Regions from separate parts of the Homo sapiens genome. Here region 2 is linked to region 1. A link is a contact called in ENCODE Hi-C or POLR2A ChIA-PET data. All regions are on one chromosome and are shown on one strand. Each heading gives the region's core, a stretch centred on a gene start or an enhancer-like site at or near the end of the contact. The rest is flanking DNA. Distances are from core to core; before and after follow the strand shown.

Region 1 (4,748 bases), core at 1,754-4,253:
GTCGGCCAGCCTTCAGGGCAGGATGGGGCAAAGGGTTTGAGCATCATTCTGAGGCTCTAACATGACGACCACAGGCACCGATCCTGGGCCAGTCCAATGCAGTGCAGCCCATAAGCCCCTTGGCTTCCACTAGACCAGGACACCTCCCTCTCACCCAGCCTCCCCTTGCTCTCACCCCTTGGCCAGCGAAACCTCAAAGTCAACTCTCTTGTCTTCCAGAAATCGCTCATCCACAGGGAGGTCATATAGTTTGGCCCCAGCCATATTCAGAATTAACCCGTCCTTCCAGTTTCCCCACCTGTGGGGCAGGAAGGAAATCAAGTATGGGTGCTGGAAGCATCAGCAGCTCACGTGGGGTCAGGGGAGGAGGGCTCACCGGTACAACTTCCTTCTCTCTTCCAGCTCTTCTTCCCGGTGTTTCTGGAACAGGCCCTGAGGGTCCTCGCCCACAGTGCGGCCTAGAAGGACAGAGGAGGACTTGGCCAGTGACTTTTGGTGAGCGCCTCTTCTTGTCTCTGCCAGGAGAGCCTCAGCACCCCGTCCTTCTGTGTGGCCTCTGCCCCTTCAGCATCACGCCCCTCCCCCAGGCTCCAGCCACTTTGTGCCAGCTGCAGCCACCGCCCCTTCGACACCCCCAAAGACCCCGGCGCTCCAGGTTCCAGCACCCCCATCCTGCGCCCTCTTCTCCACACGCGCATCCCCCCAGCTTCTCACACAGCCCAGAGGCCTCCTGACACCCTCAGCCCCGCGCTTACCGGTGCCTTCAGGCAGGCTCAGGACGCCGTTGCCCTCCACCCAGCGGTAACAAGGGAACCTGACCTCGTCCCCGGCTCCGGGGCCCTGCACAGAGATCCAGTTGCAGAACCAGGCGTCGTCCTTAAGGAGGTGCCGTTTGCGCAGTTTCACAAACAGCAGCGGCCCCAGATACTCCGGTACTTCCACCTTGAGTTCTGTCTCCTGCGGGCGACAGAAGAGGCTCAGCCCCGGTGGGGCCTGGCGGGAGGGGCACCCGGCTGAGCCCTGCTCCCTCCAGCGCCCACGCCCTTCCTCGGAGCCTCTGAGAGGAGGAGACGTATCGGGGTGCGGGGACTGAGCCAGAGAGAGAGGGACCGCGCCGAGCAGGTGGCCCCAGGACTCGGTTCTGAGGGGACGGGGACGGCAGGTGGGAAGGTGCGCTCCTGCCTTCACTTTCTCCTCCCTGTGGTCACTGACTGTGCCAAGCGCTGGGCTGAGCGCTGCCGCGCCCTGGACGAGCGCGCTGTGGAGCCCGGACGCGCTGGTGGCAATTCCCGCTGTGCGACCCCCCACCCCACCCCGCCCGAGGCTGAGGACCTGCAGGGGCCCCACCGGCCTGGGGACAACCTTCCCGGAGACCTGGAGGCGGAGAGGGCTCAGCCAGGGAGAGTGACAGAAAGGGAAGGCAGGGGAAAGGCGCGCAGAAAGAGAGCGGCGGGGAAGGGAGGGCGAGCAGCATCTTGGAGCTGGAGCTCAGAGCCCAGGTGTGGGGGGTCAGCAGGTCCGGAGGCTCTCGAAGGTGGCGCCAGGGGCTTTGGATTTGGTCCCGAGAACAAGCGGGAGCCGTTCGAATGTGTTAAGCAGGGGGAGTGAATTAGGGAGAAATCATTCCGGCTTCAGAAGGGCTTGGAAGGTCTGCAGCAGAGGTGGCGAGGCCGCTGGAGGTTTGAAATGGCTTTTAAAATAGAGAAACCGGGAGGACCGACGACCGCTCCGGCGACCGCAGTTTCCAGGCACCAGAGCTGTGTGGAATGAGGGGCGCTCAGGAGCATCCCCTTAATTCCAAGGAGATCGAGTAGCGGGAACATTTATTGAGCCTTTACTGTGTGTCACCAACTGCCCACCATAGGGAGGAAAAAAGGGAGGAGGGAGCGCGCCTTTCCACCTTCCGTGCCCCGTCCCCTCACCATGGAGTCGCGGGGCCACCTGCTCCGTGCGCATTTTCTCTCTTCCTGGCTCCCTTTGCCCCGCTTTCTCGGAAGCTCGGAGCAAGGGCGTGGAGTGCGGGGAGCAGGGCTCCGCAGGTTCAAGAGGACGCGGGCGGTCGGGGGCGGGACGGATATTGGGCAGGGACGCGGGAGATGCTCAGGGTCTAGAACTGACTGCGCCGGATTCTTGTTTAGAGGGAGGTGAAGAGAGGAAGGAGGCGCGGGTGACACCGGGGGAGGCAGGAGGAGAGGGCTGGGAGGTGGGGAGAGGGGAGGACCTCATCCGGGCATGTTGCTTTGACGTTCCCTGAGACAGACATCCGGATTTGGGGATCTGGGAGAGAGCTAGAGCAGTGATGGGAATTTGGGCTTTCGCGGAAGAAAAAAAGTTAACAGGACCGGGTAGAACACCCGGTAGATGTGACATGAGATATGACGGGAGGTGGGTCGGGAAATCGAGAGCGTTCTCCTGTCTTGACTCCCCATCCCTTCCCTCTCACCACCCACTCCACCCCAGGTGATAAAGCCTGAAAGGTAGAGATCCAACAGCGCTAGCGGTTGAAACGGTTTTTAAAATAGAGAAAGCGAGAGGACCGACGGCGGCTCCAGTGACTGCTGAGTTTCCAGACAAGGGAGCTTTGTGCAATGAGGGGCGCACAGGAGCATGCCCTCAATTCCAAGGAGATCGGGTAGCGGCAACATTTATTGAGCGCTTACTGTGTGCCACCGACTGCCCTAAAGCCCCCCACCCCCGTGGCCTCCGCGCGCTTTGAGCCCAATGCGCGGGCCCTTGGCAAAGAGAATCGGCCAGAGGCCAACGGGGGCGCATGTCCTCCCCGGTATTTGACTGACTCGGAGCCAGGGGCGCAGCCCACCCCGCCCGGCTCTGGGGAGCTCACCTTGCCCCGTGCGGGCCACAGTCGCTTCCCGAGCGCCGCCTCCCCGTGCTGGCCGACCAGCCACAGCTGCACCTGGTTGTTGGAACCGGCATAGAGCGAGGCCCCAGTGGACACGCGGATGCGGTAGAGACCCATCTTGCTCAAAGATGTTTCGCTCCTTCTGGTGGAGAAGGGTGGACGAGCTAAATAACCCAGCCTGAGACCCCGCCCTCTCGGAGGTCGCTTGGGGTCGGAATGTGGGTGGCAGGTCTCCAATCAACTCCGCCTACCGCTGGGGCCCCCAGCTCCAAGGAGCAGAGCTTCAAGGGGCAGAATTCAGCCCCAGTCCAAAAGGCGGTGTCCTGGCGAGAGCAGGGAGTGGAAACCACTATCTTGACGGGAGGGAGAAAAAGAAAAGGATTTGGACCGAAAACACGCAGGAAGAGGGAATCAACGCCTGGTACAGCAGGCAGGCGAGGTGGGGGTAGGAGTTATGCACGTGTGTACCACGGACTTTGGGCCAAGCCTGGGTGGCTGGGAAGCCAACCTCCATCTAAACGCACGCGTGCACACACACACACACGCAAGGACACGCGCGCGCACACACAAGCCTCACAAGTTGGATTGCAGGAGAGGGTGAAGTGGGCGAGGAGACCCAGTTTGCAGTGGCATTTGAGGAAGGTACATTCAGGCCACGGAATTCATTCGACCAGCTTTGCACACTTGCCTTCTCTGTGCCAGCCACTGGGACTCATTCCTTTTGAGCATAAAAGCCGCTGCCTCCCTGTTGCCTGCAGAATAAAAGTCCAAATGTTTCTGGCATTCAATGCCCTTGCTAACCTGACCTGCTCTCCTCACCTCTCATCCCACTGCACCCTGGCATCTCCTGTGCTGGAGCCATGTGTTCCCCGGAACCCCCCCTCCCCCCGCCGCCCCTGCTGTTCTCTCAAAGAACTCACTTCTGGGTTAGTCTGGTCATGCTTCTAAACCCTAATTCGTCTCCAGTTTCTTTTTGGGCTGGAGCCATGTGTTCCCCAGAACCCCACCTGCTGTTCTCTCAAAAGAACTTGCTCCTGGATTAGTCTATTCATCTATTCATGCTTCTAAACCCTAGTTCACCTCCGGTTTCTCAGGAAAGTCTTACCCGGTACTTTCACCCCCCACCACCCCACCAGAGTGAATTAGCTTTCCTTTTTTTTTTTTTTTTGAGATATAGAGTCTCACTCTGTCACCCTGGAATGCAGGGTGGAGTGCAATGGCACGATCTCGGCTCACGGCAACCTCTGCCTCCCGGGCTCAAGCAATTCTCTGCCTCAGCCTTCCGAGTAGCTGGGATTACAGGCGCCTGCCACCATGCCTGGATAATTTTTGTATTTTTAGTAGAGACGGGGTTTCTCCATGTTGGCCACGCTGGTCTTGAACTCCTGACCTTGTGATCCACCCACCTCAGTCTCCCAAAGTGCTGGAATTACAGGTGTGAGCCACGGCGCCCGGCCCAGCTTTCCTTTCTAACACTTTTCTCCTTGCGCACACTTCTACTGTTGCACAGTTAATACTGCAGTGTGAGCATTTGTATGTGTGTATCCCCCACTAATGTGAGCCCGTCCTAGGCAGGGACTACACACCCAGCAGGACTCTCACTTTTGTTTCCCCTGGAGACGGCACAGTGTCAGGGTTTGTGGGTGTCAATAAGTGTTTGCTGAAACACACTGAGCTGAAAAATTCATTATAAATGAATGCTTCCCTTGGGGGAGACAAAGGGAAACAAATTATCAGGCAATGTAAACAAAAGGGGAATACTAACATAAACTTCATGGCATGGATTACAATCAGCCTGGTAACACAAATGAAGTCCACGAAAATATGTCTGTGATGCATATTTTCTGGTTTGCTTGTTTTTTGTTTTTGGTGTTTTTTTTTTTAATGA
Region 2 (4,634 bases), core at 1,654-4,153, 190 kb after region 1:
GAGTGCAGTGGCACGTTCTCGGCTCACTGCAACCTCTGCCTCCCGGGTTCAAGCGATTCTTCTGCATCGGCATCCCGAATAGCTGGGATTACAGGCGCCTGCCACCATGCCCGGCTAATTTTTGTATTTTTAGTAGAGACATGGTTTCACCATGTTGTCCAGGCTGGTCTCAAACTCCTGACCTCAGGTGATCCACTCGTCTCGGCCTCCCCAAAAGTGCTGGGATTACAGGCGTGAGCCACTGCACCCGGCTTTTTTTTTTTTTTTTTTTTTGAGACGTTGTCTTGCTCTGTCACCCAGGCTGGAGTGCAGTGGCACGTTCTCGGCTCACTGCAACCTCTGCCTCCCGGGTTCAAGCGATTCTTCTGCATCGGCATCCCGAATAGCTGGGATTACAGGCGCCTGCCACCATGCCCGGCTAATTTTTGTATTTTTAGTAGAGACATGGTTTCACCATGTTGTCCAGGCTGGTCTCAAACTCCTGACCTCAGGTGATCCACTCGTCTCGGCCTCCCCAAAAGTGCTGGGATTACAGGCGCAAGCCACCGTGCCCGGCCAATTTTTTGTATTTTTAATAGAGACAGAGTTTCACTATGTCTGCGAGGCTTGGCCGGTTGTGGTGGTTCACGCCTGTAATCCCTGCACTTTGGGAGGCCAATGCAGGTGGATCACCTGAGACCAGGAGTTCGAGACCAGCCTGGCCAACATGATGAAACCCCGTCTCAACTGAAAATACAAAAAATTAGCTACGCGTGGTGGCGTGCACCTGTAATCCCAGCTACTCAGGAGGCTGAGATAGGAGAATTGCTTGAACCCGGGAGGCGGAGGTTGCAGTGAGCCAAGATTGTGCCACTGCACTCCAGCCTGGGCAACGAGAACAAAACTCTGTCTCCACCAAGGTGACATTTTCCACCCTGTGTCCTGTTCCCCAATAAAAACAAATTCACAAATTCACAAAAAAACTAAACTAAACTAAAACTGTCTAAAAAAAAAAAAAAAAAAAAAAAAACAAACAAAAAACCCCACCATGTTGGCCAGGCTGGCCTCCAACTCCTGTCCTCAAGGGATCCTGTAATCTCCGCATTTTGGGAGGCCGAGGCAGGCAGATCACTTGAGGCCAGGGGTTTGAGACCAGATTGGGCGACATGGCAAAGCCCCATCTCTACAAAACATATAAAAATCAGCCAGGTGTAGTGGCATGCGCTGCCTGTAGTCCTGGCTACTTGGGAGGCTGAGGTTGGAGGATAGCTTGAGCCCAGAAGCTTGAGGTTGCAGTGAGCAGAGATCATACCATTGTACTCCAGCCTGGGTGACAGAGCGAGACTTTGTCTTTAAAAAAAAAAAAATAGAGGCTGGGCACAGTGGCTGACGCCTGTAATCCCAGCACTTTGGGAGGCCGAGGCGGGCGGATCACGAGGTCATGAGATCGAGACCATCCTGGCTAACATGGTGAAACCCCGTCTCCACTAAAAATACAAAAAATTAGCCGGGCGAGGTGGCGGGCGCCTGTAGTCCCAGCTACTCAGGAGGCTGAGGCAGGAGAATGGCATGAACCCGGAAAGCGGAGCTTGCAGTGAGCTAAGATCGCACCACTGCACTCCAGCCTGGGCGACAGAGTGAGACTCTGTCTCAAAAAAAAAAAAAAAAAAAAAAAAATAGAATTGACTTGAAGGAGTCAGGCCGGAAGGCCAAATAGGAGATGAATGGGGATAGCGGCTTGAATAAGGGCAGTGGCAAGGAAAATGGGCTAGGGGTTAGGGAAGGGGGCCGACTGGCTGTGCACCCAAATGCTAAAAACGGTCCAGAAAGGAATGTGTTCAGCTATTTTTCAAGGACTTCTAAATTAAACTCTCTTAAATGATGTTTATATTAAGGCTGGTGGTGGAGTCTTTCAGAGGCAGTGTTGGTGCTAGAAGAGCTCTTGAGGATCATACAGCCTCCCCCCTCAATTTCACAGTGAAAGAAAACCTCAGAGAAGCAAAGCAACTTGCTCAAGGTCACACAGCATTTCAGTGGTAGAACATGACTCGTGGTTCTTAGATAGCATTACCCAGCCTCCACTGAGGCTAATGGCTGTAGGCGCTATGCCAACATGACTAGATCTAAGGTGACCCAAGCTATATTTTAAGGGACTGAACGCAGATTCCCTCTCTTCCCCTTCGCCACCCCTTCCTCCACGCGCGACTCCAGTGATCAATGAATAATTGTGGAAACAGTTCCTTTGTGCAGAACACTTTGTTAAAAGAGGTGCAGAGATACACGTCTGCGGTAGGATTCCTTATCCTGAGATCTGAGAGCACCTCGATGCTTCCCCAACCTGCTAGGTGAGGGTGGAAAGGGCATTCCTGAGGCAGCCGGTGCCCCTCCTCTGCCCCCCAACTCCCACGTGGTTTCTCCAGCCAAGTTCTCACGGAGTGGCCCCTCCCTCAGCGGCTCCACTGTTGCCATAGCAATTGGGTGGGTGGACAGCCCGTCCTATCTAGAGGCCACCCAGCCCTCGCGTGGGGAGTTACCATAACAACCCCCTAGTAATAGAGGGGGTTGGGTACCGCCCCCTTCCCCCGCAAATGGAAAGGTGGGTGGCTTGATTGGCAGCTGGGCACACGAAAGAAGGAGGGAAAGGGAAGGAAAGGCGTCAAAGGAGATCTGAGAAGGAAATAAGGGAGAGAAAGGGCAAAAAAAATAGGGAAAGAAAAGGAAACGCGTGTGCGCACGCGCACCAGCTGGTGGGCGCGCTCCGCGGCCGCCTCGGCCGCCGCCCACTTCTTTCACGCCAGGCTCGCGCGGTCGCTCCGTCCTCGCGCGCGCCTTTCGCCTGCTCGCCTGCGCCTGCGCGCAGGTGTCGGCGCCTAGGGGGAGGGGGCCCCGGCGCGCTCGCGTCACGCTCGCGCTTCCACCCTCCCAGTGCGCGGTCGCTCCGCGCCTGCGCAGGAGAGGTGGTAGGCTCGGGTGGCTGGCTCCGGGGAGATAGCGCCTGTCAGTCGGTGGGTCGGTCCTCGCGCCGGCCCTCCCCCTCCCCGGTCTCCGGGGGAGGCGCGGTGGAGTCCGCCCCCGGGGTTCTCCGATGGGGGAGAAGCGGCGACGGCGGCAGTGGAGTAACCGAGCCGGAGCGTGAGCGGCCCCGGTGCCCCGTTCCCCACGGAGGCCATGGGCGACCCAGCCCCCGCCCGCAGCCTGGACGACATCGACCTGTCCGCCCTGCGGGTGAGCGCGCCGTCCCCCAGCCTCGCCCTGGTTCCTGTCCCCGCCGCAGGGGAGGGAGCGGGGTGGCTGCACGCCTCACGTGCTCCCGGGCGCCCCCTCCACCAGCTTGGGTCCCCTTGGCGACCCGTGCCCCTTTCCCGGACTCCCGCCGCGGCTGGGCCCCCGCCCTCTGCTCCCTTCTCTCTCCACTGGCTGCAGATGCTGGGAGCCAGTTCGGTCCCCACCCTGTGGTGCCCCGCCCCCACACTTCCGTGCCACCCTACCTTTACTCTGGGGTTCGGGACCCACTGGTTCGCCTAAACTTAGCCTCCCCCATCACCTGGAGAACCTTTATTGTGGTTCCTTACCTCCTTTCGGCCCTTTTCCACCTTTGCCCTTACTTCTATCTTCTTCCTTCCCCTCCTCTTCCTCAGCTCCTGGAATTTTGACTTTGCAACTGTCTCGACAGCCTCTCTCTCATCCCTCTTTCTCTGCCTCGCCCACCCTTGAATTGCATCCTTTCCCTGGTCGGAATTTCAGCTACCCCACCCCTCGTGCCGTCACCCTCAATCCCATGTTCAGTTTTCCCTATCCCTTCTCTCCTGTTTCAAGTGCAGCAGTTCAGAACCAGGCATTTCCGGTCTCAGGGTCCCTGAATATTACATGACCAACTCTGCAGCAGCGTGGGGCTGGGAGCCCTCGGGGAGGAGGGGAGGCATTTCTTCTCTTTGGAAACTGTAGCACGGGCTGGGAAGAGGATGTTTACACACACACACACGCGCACACACGACACATGCTACATGTGGTCAGGCTGAAGGTTTGGAAAGGCAGTGGGTGTTTATGTTAGCTAAAGGCTGGAAGCAATGGAGACCTCTCAAGGTAGGGGCTAATAAGGAAAGGGGTTGAGAGGAAGCAAATGCTGCAGGAATTTCTTGGAAATACCCGTTCATTGTCCCTTGTGGGGCACTTACACACTCTGGTGGAAGAGCTTTCTGTAGCATTTATGTTTTTCTTCGGCAGGGAGCTTTGGCTTAAGGGGCAACTTAGTGATTTCAAGGTGAACACTCCAGACTATCAGCCAGGTGGTGTTTTGATCCTGTGCCCTTCCAGCGCTCTCACCAGGCCAAGGTGTGGGGAGAGCAGGACTTCCCATCTCTAGGTTCGCTTCTCTGGAGGCCCCTGCTCAGACTGTCTTCTGGCTTTTGAGTCAGCCAGGGAACATGGCCAGTAGTGGGAAAAGGCGGTCAGCCACACAGGTGCCCCGGATATGGCTGGAGGGGAGAGGGGAATTGAAGAGAGCAGAGTCATGTTGTTAATTGGGTTTCTCTAGGTGACACAGTTTTTTTTCTTCCCATTTTCAGGTCATAATTTGTTTGGTGCAATGTTGGGCTATGAGACCTGACTTGCTGGAGATAACGTGATAAATTTCTGGGGAGAGGGACTGAACGCTG

What was found. Hi-C counts contacts between places; a loop is a spot of excess contacts on that map. ChIA-PET counts read pairs that join two places held with the same protein, here RNA polymerase II (POLR2A). Pooled maps may share reads with other maps.
Region 2: a map of OCI-LY7 shows a loop between it and region 1 (4-fold over the local background). The contact joins the promoter of MINK1 here to the promoter of ALOX15 in region 1. A Hi-C loop is called at or near these places in 1 of 168 maps with a recorded cell type or tissue (OCI-LY7) and 1 of 50 pooled maps. POLR2A ChIA-PET finds 5 or more read pairs at or near these places in 1 of 52 experiments (OCI-LY7).

The regions. Positions count from the first base shown.
Region 1 is chr17:4,638,675-4,643,422 of GRCh38, forward strand. It overlaps ALOX15 (arachidonate 15-lipoxygenase), which reads right to left and starts at 3,004. Exons shown (of 14, transcript NM_001140.5): 1 at 2,843-3,004; 2 at 756-957; 3 at 377-458; 4 at 176-298; 5 at 1-10. The coding sequence starts at 2,977. RefSeq lists an enhancer at 1-447.
Region 2 is chr17:4,830,437-4,835,070 of GRCh38, forward strand. It overlaps MINK1 (misshapen like kinase 1), which reads left to right and starts at 2,904. Exons shown (of 32, transcript NM_153827.5): 1 at 2,904-3,204. The coding sequence starts at 3,148. RefSeq lists an enhancer at 1,961-2,747 and silencers at 2,725-3,194, 3,205-3,454.